Regions from separate parts of the Homo sapiens genome. Here region 1 is linked to region 2. The links are chromatin contacts, found by Hi-C or POLR2A ChIA-PET in ENCODE. All regions are on one chromosome and are shown on one strand. The core of a region is the stretch at or near the end of the contact, and the rest is flanking DNA. Distances in the headings are between cores, read along the strand shown.

Region 1 (5,897 bases), core at 2,797-5,296, 120 kb before region 2:
GGTGGGCAACAGGGGCTGAGGTGGGGGGAAGGGAGAAGCAAAATAAGAAAAACCATGACCCCTGCTCTCTCTCATGAGACTGAACACACAAAGGTCTCAGCAAACCCCATACTGCAGCATGCATAGTGGTGGAGTGAACCCAATATCCATTTTAAAATGGAGCTCTTAGCCAGCTGCAGGGGCTCATGCCTGCAATCCCAGTGCCTTGGGAGGCTGAGGCGGGAGGATTGCTTTAGGCCAGGAGTTCAAGACCAGCCTGGGCAACATAGCAAGACCCCCATCTCTACAGAAAATGGGGAAAAAAATTAGCCAGGTGTGGTGGTGTGCATCTGTAGTCCCAGCTACTTGGGAGGCTGAGGCTGTAAGATCCCTTGATCTCAGGAGTTCTAGGCCTCAGTGAGCTATGATCGTGCCACTGCACACTGCAGCCTGCGTGACAGAGCAAGAACTTGTCTCTAAAAAAAATTAGTAAAAAGGGGCTTTTCAGCCAGTACTATATACTTCGGCCCTACGTATGGTTAGAGGGTGGCTCAGCATCATCCCCAAAGAGAGGTTTCTAGTGACAAGAGGCTTAAGGGTGGGCTGGGGGCCATGAGGATCACACTTTCAGCAGAAGTTCTGAGTCCCACTCCCAAGGCCCAAGGGGCACCCCTACCCCAGCCAACTTGCAGACTCGGTTCTATCTTGGCCTTCCACACCACACACACGGCAGCACCGCCAGGGTGGCCGCAGAGATAGCACTGCGAGTCAGGCTGCGCTGGCAGGAAAGAAAGGCGGTCTGGGGATGTGTGCGCCCCTAGGATTTCTTTAAAAAAGTAAATACGTGTGTCCAAAGGGTAATATGGATCTAGGAAGTAGCCTTCACTTTGAGCTCAGTCCCCATTGATTGAGGGTTAACAGCGTGACATTATTAGTTTAATTTCACAGTCTAATCAGTTTCCTGCTTTATTGATCAAAGGACTTGGAGCAATTGTAATTTTGGGAGGCTGAAAAGTGAAATTCTGGGCTAAGGGAATAAAGCCTGGAGGCTCTCTGGGCTCAGGGTCCATGCAAGGGAGCGCGTGGCCTCGTCCTGTACAGCCCACCTTATAAGGGCTGCAGGGTCCACAGGTGACATCTCCAGTCACGTCTTCTTCCTCCCACTGTTGAACCACACGGAGAGTGCAGGAACTAGTGACTAACCAGCATCGGAAATGGAGACCAGCCTCGGAAACAGCCCCTCGCCCCACAACACCCAATCCCACACCCACCTCCAGCCATTCCGAGCCCCAAACCGGCCCAGGGCTTCATTGTTAAACACCCTCCGTCAGCAGAGCCCCATCTGTGCGATGGAATTTTTTTTTGTCACTTTTTCAAATCAGAATAGAAACAATTTTTAGTCTATAATTACCATTTCTTTTCTCAACAGACAAATGTTTCCTTTTAAATTGTAGGGCAGAAAAAGCAAAGAACAACATTTTAAACCAAAAAGAAAGACTAAAATTAATTTCTTCTTTACAGAAAAATAAAATACAACAGCTCTTAGAAGCCAGGTTTTTCTTTTCCCAAAAGAGCAACAAATGCAACAGTGTATTCACAGCCGCCATTAACTCCCATTTTAGAGGCAGGTCCCAGAGGGGTGGTGGTGATGGGGTCTGCAGTAGCCTGGGGGCCTTGCACCTTGATCTCCTGGCAGAGCCTGGGCTGCTCCTGATGTCTACGTTTGGTTGGGATGAATGGTCCAAAACCTTCAATGCAGAAAGCTGACTCGGGGTTTAGGGCTCCAGGAATCAAGATCAAGGCCTGGGGACTACCAGTTGCTCCTATGGAGGCTTGGGGTGTAAGCTAACCACCTGGCCCTCAGTTTCCTCACCTCTGAAATGAGAGCACAACCCATGTGGCGAGGTTGTTGGACAATTTCGTGGGCTGCGTGTTTTGGAACTCGAGAACACTGAACCAATCCTACTGCTTTCACCGTGCTGTCAAGACCAAGCCGACTCTTCGCTGAGAAAGGCTCTAGCTCTGTGCCCGGAGATGAACAGCCTCTAAGTTCTGCTCACAGCCTCTAAGTTCTGCTCACAGCTTTCTAAGCAGGCAAGCCTCTCCACCCACCCCAGGAAAGGGCAGTCCTTCCCTGCTCTGGGCTCCACAGTCTCTGAGCAGGCAGAAGGGATGCTGCAGACAGCATGGCGGGGCTTTTGCTGGGCAACACCCACGAGGGCCCTGCAGACACAGTGTGGTATACTAATGCTGCCCAGCCCCCACCCTGGGGTGGCTGGGGGGCGTGATTCTGAGGGAGGGGCAAGCACGTGCTGGCTCTAAAGGGGAGAAGAAGCAGGTCGCATTTAAGGACTGGAAAGAGGTCCAGTGTAGCTGGGCAGGGCCTGCTCAGGTGATGAAGCAGAGGCAGGAAACACACGTGTCCTCCGTGTGAGCCGTGTCTAGGGTCTGGGAGCCCATGTTAAGGAGCCTGGTTTCAGAATGGGCCAACATGGCCACCGTCGCCCAGTTCTCCTGGTTGAGGCTCCATCCCCACTCCCCATCCTAGCTTCCTAGCAGGGAAGTGACACAACACATGTCCACCAACGCAGGATACCAGCCCCGTGTGGTCACTGCTCAGCCCACCATGCTAACCCCGAGCACGAAACCCTGCGGGGGCTCCCTGTTACCCAGAGCTATACTGGTAAATGTTTAACACCCGGCTCTGCTGGTGGTGGTGGACAAAAAAAACCCACCCAGACCCTGATGTGCATGCAGCGTTCATCAGTTTCTGTTGTATAAATATTCCCACTGTGGCCGTTTCGAGCTACCAAGGTGCTGTCTCCTAATGAGGAGCTGGGAAGAGACGTTAACAATGGGCTCTTGGGAGCCACGGAGCCAACCCCAGCTCACCCCACGCTAGAGACTTGTGAGCTGGGTGTGGAGGGCAGGCCACAAAGGTGCTGCTCTGGACCCACGGCTGCTGCTGCTCTATGACCATGAGGAGGCCAGGTCACTCTGGTAGGCAGAGGGCAGAGCAGGCCACCAGCCCACTAGGCTCCTCTCTCTCCCCTCCAACCTTCAGTGGTTTTTCCCACCATCTGCTGGATCTCGTCCAGACACCTCACCTGGAATTCAGGGCGTCTCAGGCTCTCTCCAGGCTCTCCTCCCCCGGCCCCTGCAGAGCCCTCTGCACCAGCCTCGTGCCTCCTCGGCGTTCCTTAGTCACGCATGGGCTGTCCCGCTGCCAGGCCAAGAGCGCAGCATTTGTGGTCCCTCTGCCTTCGATGCCACCCCTCCCGCATGCCCTGACCACAGCTCTGGTTTCCCCTCCCCTGTGACGCTTCCTCCGACCGCCCACGTTCCTCTGAACTGCATGCGCTGGCAATGAACACCACGACTGCACGTGGGCATCCCCTGCCAGACTGCACACTCCATGCAGCTTCCTCTAGAACAAAGGCTCCAGAATCTTCTACTCAATGACTTAACACTCCTCACGATGGGATCCCTATTCCAGGTTTTTCCTAACCTGCTTTTCCCTTTCAGCCTTTACCTTCCTCTCAAGGAAGCAGAGGAGGGCAAACATTAGGGCCCAACATCCACGCTTCTGAGGACACAATGGCTGCAGGTCCACGGATGTCAGGGACGTGACTTGCCATGGCCAGATGAGGCCAGAAGGGTGGCTGGGTTGCATCGGGAGGAAGCTTCGTGCCAGCTCCAGGCCACAGTAAGACAATCACATCAGGACAGGTGGGGCCTGGGGCAGCAACACAGGATCCCTAGAATGAGCCCGAATAGGTGGAAAAAGGCAACTGGGCGTCCTGCGCACCTGATAGCTTTCTAAAAATAGCGGGTGGGCCCTGGCTCTGCTGGCTCGCCTCGGGTGGGGGGGGGGGGCAGGGGCTGGGGCTCACTCGGCCTCTGGGGAGCGAGGAAAGTCCCAGCAGGTTCCATGCCTTACTCTTCCCAGGCAGGGCAAAACCAGGCCCCTCGCCGCCAAGCTCAGGACGGGGGTCTGGGCCTTGCTCCTGCATCTCCTCCCCCTTAGCTCCATCCCACTGCCTGGCCAGAAGGAACTGTCCCTTGGCTGCTGGTCACGCAGGAGAGAGAGGAAGGGAGACAGGGCAAGAGCAGATGCCAGCAAGCTCCGGCCACCATTTCTTCTTGGCCATGGAAGCTGGGTACACAGACATTCTCCTCAAACCAAGGCACTGACGGCATTGAACAGAAATGTCATGGTCTGAAGCCACGTGGTGTAGCGGAAAACAAGAAAAGAAGAAATAAATTCTCTGGGCCAAACCCCAGAAGTGTCCTCTGCCCTCCCAGTCCCGCAGGCTCAGGGACAGGCAGTGGGCAAGGAGACAAAGAGAAAGTTCTTCTCTTCCAGGCGTGGGCCTGGCCTTAGCCTGTATTCTCAGTCCTCAAGTCTTCTCTGGCTTTTTCCTCCCTCCTACGTGCCGAGACAGGAATACTTAGCTCCCAGCACCTTGAAGTCAGGCATTTGGCCTCCCCTCCCAGCATCAGTGCCATAGCTGCACCTGGAGTGCTCAGCTGATTTGAGGAGATCTTTTAAAAACAAATCTCATTCATTAAAAGTAACAGTATGTATTCTTACGAGCCAGAATGTCAGCACATTTTAGAGATCACTAAGTCATCCAGCTGAGAACCAAAGTCTGAGAGAGTTTGGATAAAAAAAATTACAGGCAGCAAAATTACTTTTAAGATCCCCATGAAATAGAAATGGCCTCCCTCCCCACATGGAAAATGCCTTCCAATTCTTTTGCTGAGAGGCAGGAAGCCTGGGAGGCTTTTGTTTTCCTGTAATGTTTTCATACCAAATGTGTTCTGCTCACCATGAAGTCCTTCAGAAACTTTGACTTTTAAATCCAGCTTTCTGGACTCTTGGGAGGGACACATGCACAGCACTGGAAAGGGTGGCAAGGCCAGCAAAGGAACGGAACAGATCGAATCAGAGGTGTCCTCTCAACCACCTCGTCCCTCCACCCACCCCCTCTCTGAGTTGAAGGCCACAGATGCCCGCAAGCATGTTCCTCCTCACTTGGGCAGAGCAGAGATCATGTTGCTGAAATGTGACACCCAGCCCACTGGCCTGCCAGCCGTGTGGCCACCCTGGCACCAGTGCACGCGCGAGCCGCCCACCCGTGAGCCATGAACATCCATCACCGTGACTCACAGCTGCTGCCCTGCTTCTCCTGCCGACGCCTCCCGGGAGCCCGGGGCAGGACCTAAAGGTATTTCCTGGCCTGCTACTTCCTGGGTCTTCCTGAGCCCCTCCGAGCCAAGGCCGGCCCAGCAGGCGCCTGTGCTTCTGTAGTCTCTTCTGCCCTGCCTGCCCGCTCTGGGTTTGGTGTAATAGAAAGAGATGTGGATGAGGAGCCGGGCACTTGGGCCTGGGTGGCTCTGCCACTCCCTAGCACAGCACTGAGCAAGTCATCCCCCGCTCCAGCATCGGCTTCCTTTTCCGAGAAATGGGAACACTTGCATCTCCGCTACCTACGACACTGAGGTGTCATGGGGAGAAAAAACCCTAGATGGGGAAGGCCTTCGGAAGAGGAAGGCATGCTGGTAAAAAAAACTCATTCACATGACAGAGCAACGCTGGTGGTGTTTAGGCAAGCTCCCGAAAGACGCATGGAATCTTCTCTTTACGAGGTAAGTACTTACTTCAAGGTCCCTCTTTCCTCTTTGGTAAAAGGAATTGTAGAAGCGTGCCAAGTCCAAGCAGTACAAACAGCAAATAATCACTTGGAAGAGAAGCTTGTTGAAATGAGTCTTTGCTGGGGACAAGGCCGGCTGGCAGGCTTGGCCTATAAATCATTGCTCCCTCGTCGGCTTATTGGCTCTTGCAAAGAGATGAACTCAGCTGACTCTGACATTTCCCAGCTCCTACGACTGTGGCCTGCACACAGTAGGTACTT
Region 2 (5,835 bases), core at 567-3,066:
GATAAAATATTAACAATCATCTCTAGATAATATGTGTGTTTTCTTTTCTTTTTTTTTTTTTTTTGAGATGGAGTCTTGCTTTGTCGCCCAGGCTGGAGTGCAGTGGTGTGATCTTGGCTCACTGCAACCTCTGCCTCCTGGGTTCAAGTGATTCTCCTGCCTCAGCCTCCCGAGTAGCTGAGATCACAGGTGCCCGCCACCATGCCCGATTAATTTTTGTATTTTAGTAGAGACGGGGTTTCATCATGTTGGTCAGGCTGGTATCGAACTTCTGACCTCAAATGATCCGCCTGCCTTGGCCTCCCAAAGTGGTAGGAGTACAGGCGTGAGCCACCACGCTCAGCCTAGACAATATATTTATTAGAGATTATTACTTTGTTGTTATACCTGAACATTTTACACAATGGATGTTGCCTTTTACTACCAAAACCTGTTCCACATTAACTTTCAAAAATGTGTATATCACCCACTATAATCCTACAACCCTCTTCCTTACACCTACCCATCCTTTAAGGCCAAGTTCAAAATTCATTTCCCCCATGAAGCCTTCCTGGATTTGCCCAGCCCATTCTGCTTGACCTCCAAAACCATGTGCTCAAAGTAAAGCCTTGACTCCTGGCTTCAGAAACTCTCACAACGGCATTGTAGCTCTTGGGCTGAGCTCCTTACCAAGTATCCTAGAACCCCTAGGATGGGGAGCAAACCATCTCCTGCTCGAGTCTTGTGTGTTGTGGTTGGGAGCTGAGCTTGCAGAACTGGTGCCAACATTGTTGGTCCTCATGGTTGGGGAAGGCATGGACAATGTCATCAGCAGGATCTGTGGAACTGGATGCCAGCCCCTGACCAGAACCAGTCCCTGATGAAGTTCTCATAGGCCATGGAAAAGGAGAAAACCTCAGATAATGCAGCAAATTTTCCAAAACACTAAACGTATTCAACTGCCCTCTATTCAGGGATTACATCTTTCCTACTTTTTGGTGTTAAAACATGCATTGTTTTGTCAAATGATGAGGTGATGAGTAGATGGTAATTTTTAAATGTCATTTTACAAACTAACAACTGGCCACATCTCAATTCCCCGGTTTCCATCATGTTTCATGGTCCGTAAAATAATAAACAATATAACTAACTTTTTTAGAAAAAATGGAGTTGAAAAAAAGGTATTACCTTTATAATCCAAACAATATTGGTATGGATTGAACAAAATTAGAATATTTGTTATGCATGAGAGAAGTATGCCTAATTATCCAATTAAAATAGCTACCTTTCCTTATCCCAGTTATTTTTCCTTATAACATTTATAATTATCTAAATCATACTCCAGTATTTGTTCTCCTTTTTTATGCCAAGTCTTCCTGTGGAGGATGTGTGTTCCACGAGGACAGGATCTGAGTCTGGCTCAAGCTGACACACAGTAGGTACTCAACAAATATGTGTAACATACATAAAGGAAAGAACTTGGACCTAGAGAAGGTGTCTTAAAATATGAGATTCAAGTTTCATGGAAGTTATGGATGGGGTCGACAATATACTAGCATGTGGAACTGTCTGTCTGGAGAAAACTCCTGCAAAGGATTCCTTTGGTCCCCAGTCATTCTGGGAATAAGACATAAAAAGAGAGTAGGTAAACACAGAGGGCAGATTCCTGGCCGGAAGTGTTGGCTTACAGGCTCGGCAGGACGTATTAAGTGGAAGCATACATACAACTCAATTGCAAGCAGCTCTCCACTTCCTGCTCTGCAGAACACTCTCCTTCCCCCAGGCCTCTCAGCTTCCCTTTAGAAAACAAATCGTTTTTACAGTAGTTGATGAGAAAATGCCCTCTTGTGGGCGTGACAGTGGACCACCTCGATCATGTCACGGATTTCTGAAAATGTGGTTATTCCAGAGAATTCCTTCACGAGATTTAAAGGATTTCTTTTTTTTAAATCTCAAACATCAATGCTTTGTTAAAGCAAAAATACATTTTCTAAGAGGCCATTAAACAGTCCTCAATTCACTTCGGCGTGTCTAACTTAGCAATGCAAGTTCTGATTATCTTAAACAGCATCATCACAAAGATAATTATTCTCCTTTCTAAATTTTTGTACGATTTGCTAATGACTGAGTGATTTTTTTTTTAATAGTCATCGCCCAGAATCTGCCTCTTTTTCTGCTCCCAGGGAACCATCACCTGAGATTGACGGGCAGCAATTGAAAATAATAAAATTATGTAAGATGAGCTTGTAATCACCAGCATTTCACAGGAAGCAAAACGCATTTCGTTCTGGCTGAGGAACAGAAAGTTTCTTCCTCATTTTAAATCTGTATCAGAGGTAAAGCCTTCTATTAAAACACAATTCTCTGTACACTTACAGCCTCTGGCAGGCTGCCAAGGAGACTATCATGGAACCACCGCTGCAGAGAAGTAGGCAGTCAAAGGCATCGAGGATTGCTCCTGAGAAAGGATGCAAAGTCTCCAGAATTCTTGGGAGGGCTCTGCCCACAGCTACCCCCCACCTCTTCTGGCCAGGCCTCCCTCCTCAAATGCAAACACATATGCACACACACGCACACACGCTCTTTTTCTGGGAGAGGCATGGCAAAAATAAACACTGAGAAAATTCTTCCCTGTCTTTTGCGCCTGCACACACACACACACACACACACACACACACACACACACTCTCTCTCTCTCTCTTTGGGTTTCATCTTCCCCTTTCTTTTCTCTTTTGGATGTATTATTGTTTTCATCATCATTATTATTAATAAATTGCAAACTCTGCAGTCCAGGACCTGGTTAATTGCACCTTTTTGCTGCATGTAATTTACAGGTACATGTGACCACTTGGGGGCACAGTTATTTGAGAATGCTGGCACTGGCATTCAATAAGGTATGCTTTTAAGGTTTGAAGCCTGCTTTAAGAAAGCCCCAAATCTTGACTCTTACTGGAGCCCCAGCATGGAAGAGAATCCTGAGAATTATTCCTTTAAGGTGAGTCTGAGATTCATTATGAGGGACATTTTTATATGGGATTATACAAAACCATTTGGTTCCTTTCCCATTTTAAAAACTGGTAGTTTAAAAATTTCTTCTACATGGCGGCCTGTCCTTTTTCTGTTTTCATCAGTCTTAATGTCAGCATGGACGTAAACACATACTGCTCACTATGGGATGGGGACGGGCATGGCAAAATTAACTTTCCTATGATAGTTAATTCTTTTGCCTTGTTAGGTAAATTTTTATCTTTCCCAATATGAAAAATACGCTTATTATTTTAAAAACCAGAAAATGTTATGGTAGAAAGATGACCACTGTTAATATTATGGCACATTTTCAGCCTTTTTATCTATGTTCTTTGTTTTCATATACTTGACATTATAGTGTACACTATATATATAGTATAGTACGTCTACAGTGAAAACTATATGTATATATACATATAAGATATATATACATACACATATAAGATTATATATGATATATAAGATATATACACATACATAGATTTAAAGAAATCAGGGATACATATGTATATGTACATATATATACACACACATATATAAGAAATCAGGGACACACATGTATTAATTAAGTTTCCTTATTAATTAAAAACTATTCTCTCAAATAACCAAACTTACAGTGAAATCACTGAAGAAACTTTGTTCTCAATATCCATAGAAATGTTTTATATTTTTCCCATGGTTTTCTCATCAGCAGAAAGGCAAGGAGGGTTATTTACACCACTTTTCCCCAACCCTCCTGCAGTGCCCAAACACACCTGTGAGGACAGGTTCTGCCCCAAGACAAGCCAGGCTGTTCAGTTCACAGCTGGGCAGAGCAGTCTGCTGGGGGATGCCAGGGAGATACAAACCCACGGGAGAGAGGGGGAAGGATGGGGGCGCTGGGACTCGGATTGCATGGCCTGGGCTTTCACCAGGGGCCCCTAGGCCCAAGGACCTAGATAAGCACACACTAGGTTAGTGTCCTGGAAAGATTCTAATCCGGTGTGTGGGAAAATGGAGCAAAGTTTATCTTTTCTGGCTCAGATTCAGATGCACAGTCATTTCACACCCCGGTGAAGGAATCCTTTATTGAGCCACACATTTTAGGAAATCACCCTTATTTCCATAGGACAATAGTCAACACTGAGAGGGTGAAAATCCACAGGGTTTGCATTTTCCACCCGGGACAGTGTGAAACAGCACTGGGCTCTTAGATGACCCCTCACCCAGACGGCCCTCCCATCCCCTCCTCCTGCCGGTCCTCGATGCTCTTCCCACGTCTGGGCTGCTGGGATTCCAGTTCTGGCTCTGCCCCTGACTGGCAAGCCTCAGGTATGGTAATTCTCTTTTTCTGCCCCTCGACTGTTGAAAGTGCAAAATGTGCCCAGCACTGGCCTAGATCCTTAGAGGAAAATCAACAACAGAATATAAATAAAAGGTGAGGTGATCATTTTCCACAGGAGCACATGGTCAAGTCAGCTGGGGACTCCCACGCAGCCCTGAAGCAGTTACCTCGAGAACTTGCATCAGGCAATCCTCAGAGATGTGGGGACTGCTCCCTACAAAGCTGCAAAGGACAGGCAGGATCTGAACCTGGCAGAGCCTTCTAGAGAATGAAGAGGAGAGATGGAAGCTGAGGGTAGCCTCAGTCCAGCCGGACAGAGGCTCCTTGGACCAGCAGATAGTCCCTCTGCTCAGCAATGCACCTTCCTGCCCCTCCCACTACTTCAGGCAGGAGCAGATCGCTTCCTCTGTCCCAGGTCTCCTGTGCCTACATGTGAGCGGGCATAACGCGTCAGGCCCTGACTTGCTGAGATGGGCTCCACACTCCATGTCTCTGTCATGTGAGCCTCTAAACTGAGGCTCTGATGACTACATAGCCCTCGGCTCCTGTATAGGCTCAGACACCATAGCAGTGCCGCCAACCTCATTCAGAGATGAATTCAGAAGAAGTCCTTTAGAAATCACAGGTGCATGTCCAAGCTGGGCCTTGCAAGCTTACCTCTCCCAGGTGAAGGTCAATTGTTAGCTGTCAGTGACCTGGTGGACTTAGGGTGGGGACCGGGGGTGTATAGAGTACGGTTTCTGAATGGAGAGAGGGAAACCGGCATAAATACTTTTTCTCTTGGAGGGCCCCCAAATTCTGTCTGCTTCATGAGGTTCCCCAGTGACCACAGCCCACCCTGATCAGTCTGTCCTGTCTCCACAGGTCTCTACTGTAGAGCAACAGTTGAAGTTGTCACCCACACACTCTCAACTTGCATTATCTATGTCATGACATGAGGTACTGCCCAGAAACGGGGCAGCAGAGGAAACTGACCTCAGGTGAAACTGGCTTTCACACGGATAAATTTGTCCATGTTACTGGAAGGCAGGAATTACCCTCCCACCTCCAACAGGCCTATGAAGGCAGACATGGGACAACAAAGGTATTCTTGATGCTATCATATGAGGTAGCTACGCTCCAAGAGATTAACTTGCCTATGATTGCATCATGTCCAGGTAGCCAGCTAGTGTTTGAGCCCAGATCTATTTGCAACAAAGGTGTAGCTTTCCCCCTCCCATACCACTTAGAGACAAGATCTTGCTATAGCACTCAGGCTGGAGCGCAGTGGTGCAATCTTGGCTCATTGCACCCTTAACCAGGAGGTTAATCCTTCTGCCCCTGCCTCCCAAGTAGCTGGGACTATAGGCGTGTACCACTACATCTGGCTAATTTAACATTTTTTTTTTTTGTAGAGATGGGGTCTCACTATTATATTTCCCAAGTTGACCTTTATTAACTCCTGGTTTCAAGCAACGCTCCCACCTTGGCCTCCCAAAGTGCTAGGATTACAGGTGTGAGCCACG

What was found. Hi-C counts contacts between places; a loop is a spot of excess contacts on that map. ChIA-PET counts read pairs that join two places held with the same protein, here RNA polymerase II (POLR2A). Pooled maps may share reads with other maps.
Region 1: a pooled map shows a loop between it and region 2 (3-fold over the local background). The contact joins two enhancer-like sites. A Hi-C loop is called at or near these places in 1 of 37 single-sample maps with no recorded cell type and 9 of 50 pooled maps. POLR2A ChIA-PET finds 5 or more read pairs at or near these places in 4 of 52 experiments (AG04449, BJ, CD4-positive, alpha-beta T cell and 1 more).

What each region holds. Positions count from the first base shown.
Region 1 is chr2:23,523,685-23,529,581 of GRCh38, reverse strand. All of the region lies in intron 2 of KLHL29 (kelch like family member 29), which reads right to left. It overlaps LOC105374325 (a long non-coding RNA gene), which reads left to right. Exons shown (of 2, transcript XR_939831.2): 1 at 1-5,631. Among named protein-coding and RNA genes, the nearest start is that of LINC02923, 140 kb to the right of the region's middle. RefSeq lists an enhancer at 5,179-5,897. Within about 2 kb of position 4,046, at least 15 of the 41 ENCODE cell types and tissues checked have a DNase peak (open chromatin) inside an H3K27ac peak, as active enhancers do.
Region 2 is chr2:23,400,557-23,406,391 of GRCh38, reverse strand. The region is part of intron 1 of KLHL29 (kelch like family member 29); the gene reads right to left. Among named protein-coding and RNA genes, the nearest start is that of LINC02923, 16 kb to the right of the region's middle. RefSeq lists an enhancer at 1,458-2,039. Within about 2 kb of position 1,816, at least 16 of the 41 ENCODE cell types and tissues checked have a DNase peak (open chromatin) inside an H3K27ac peak, as active enhancers do.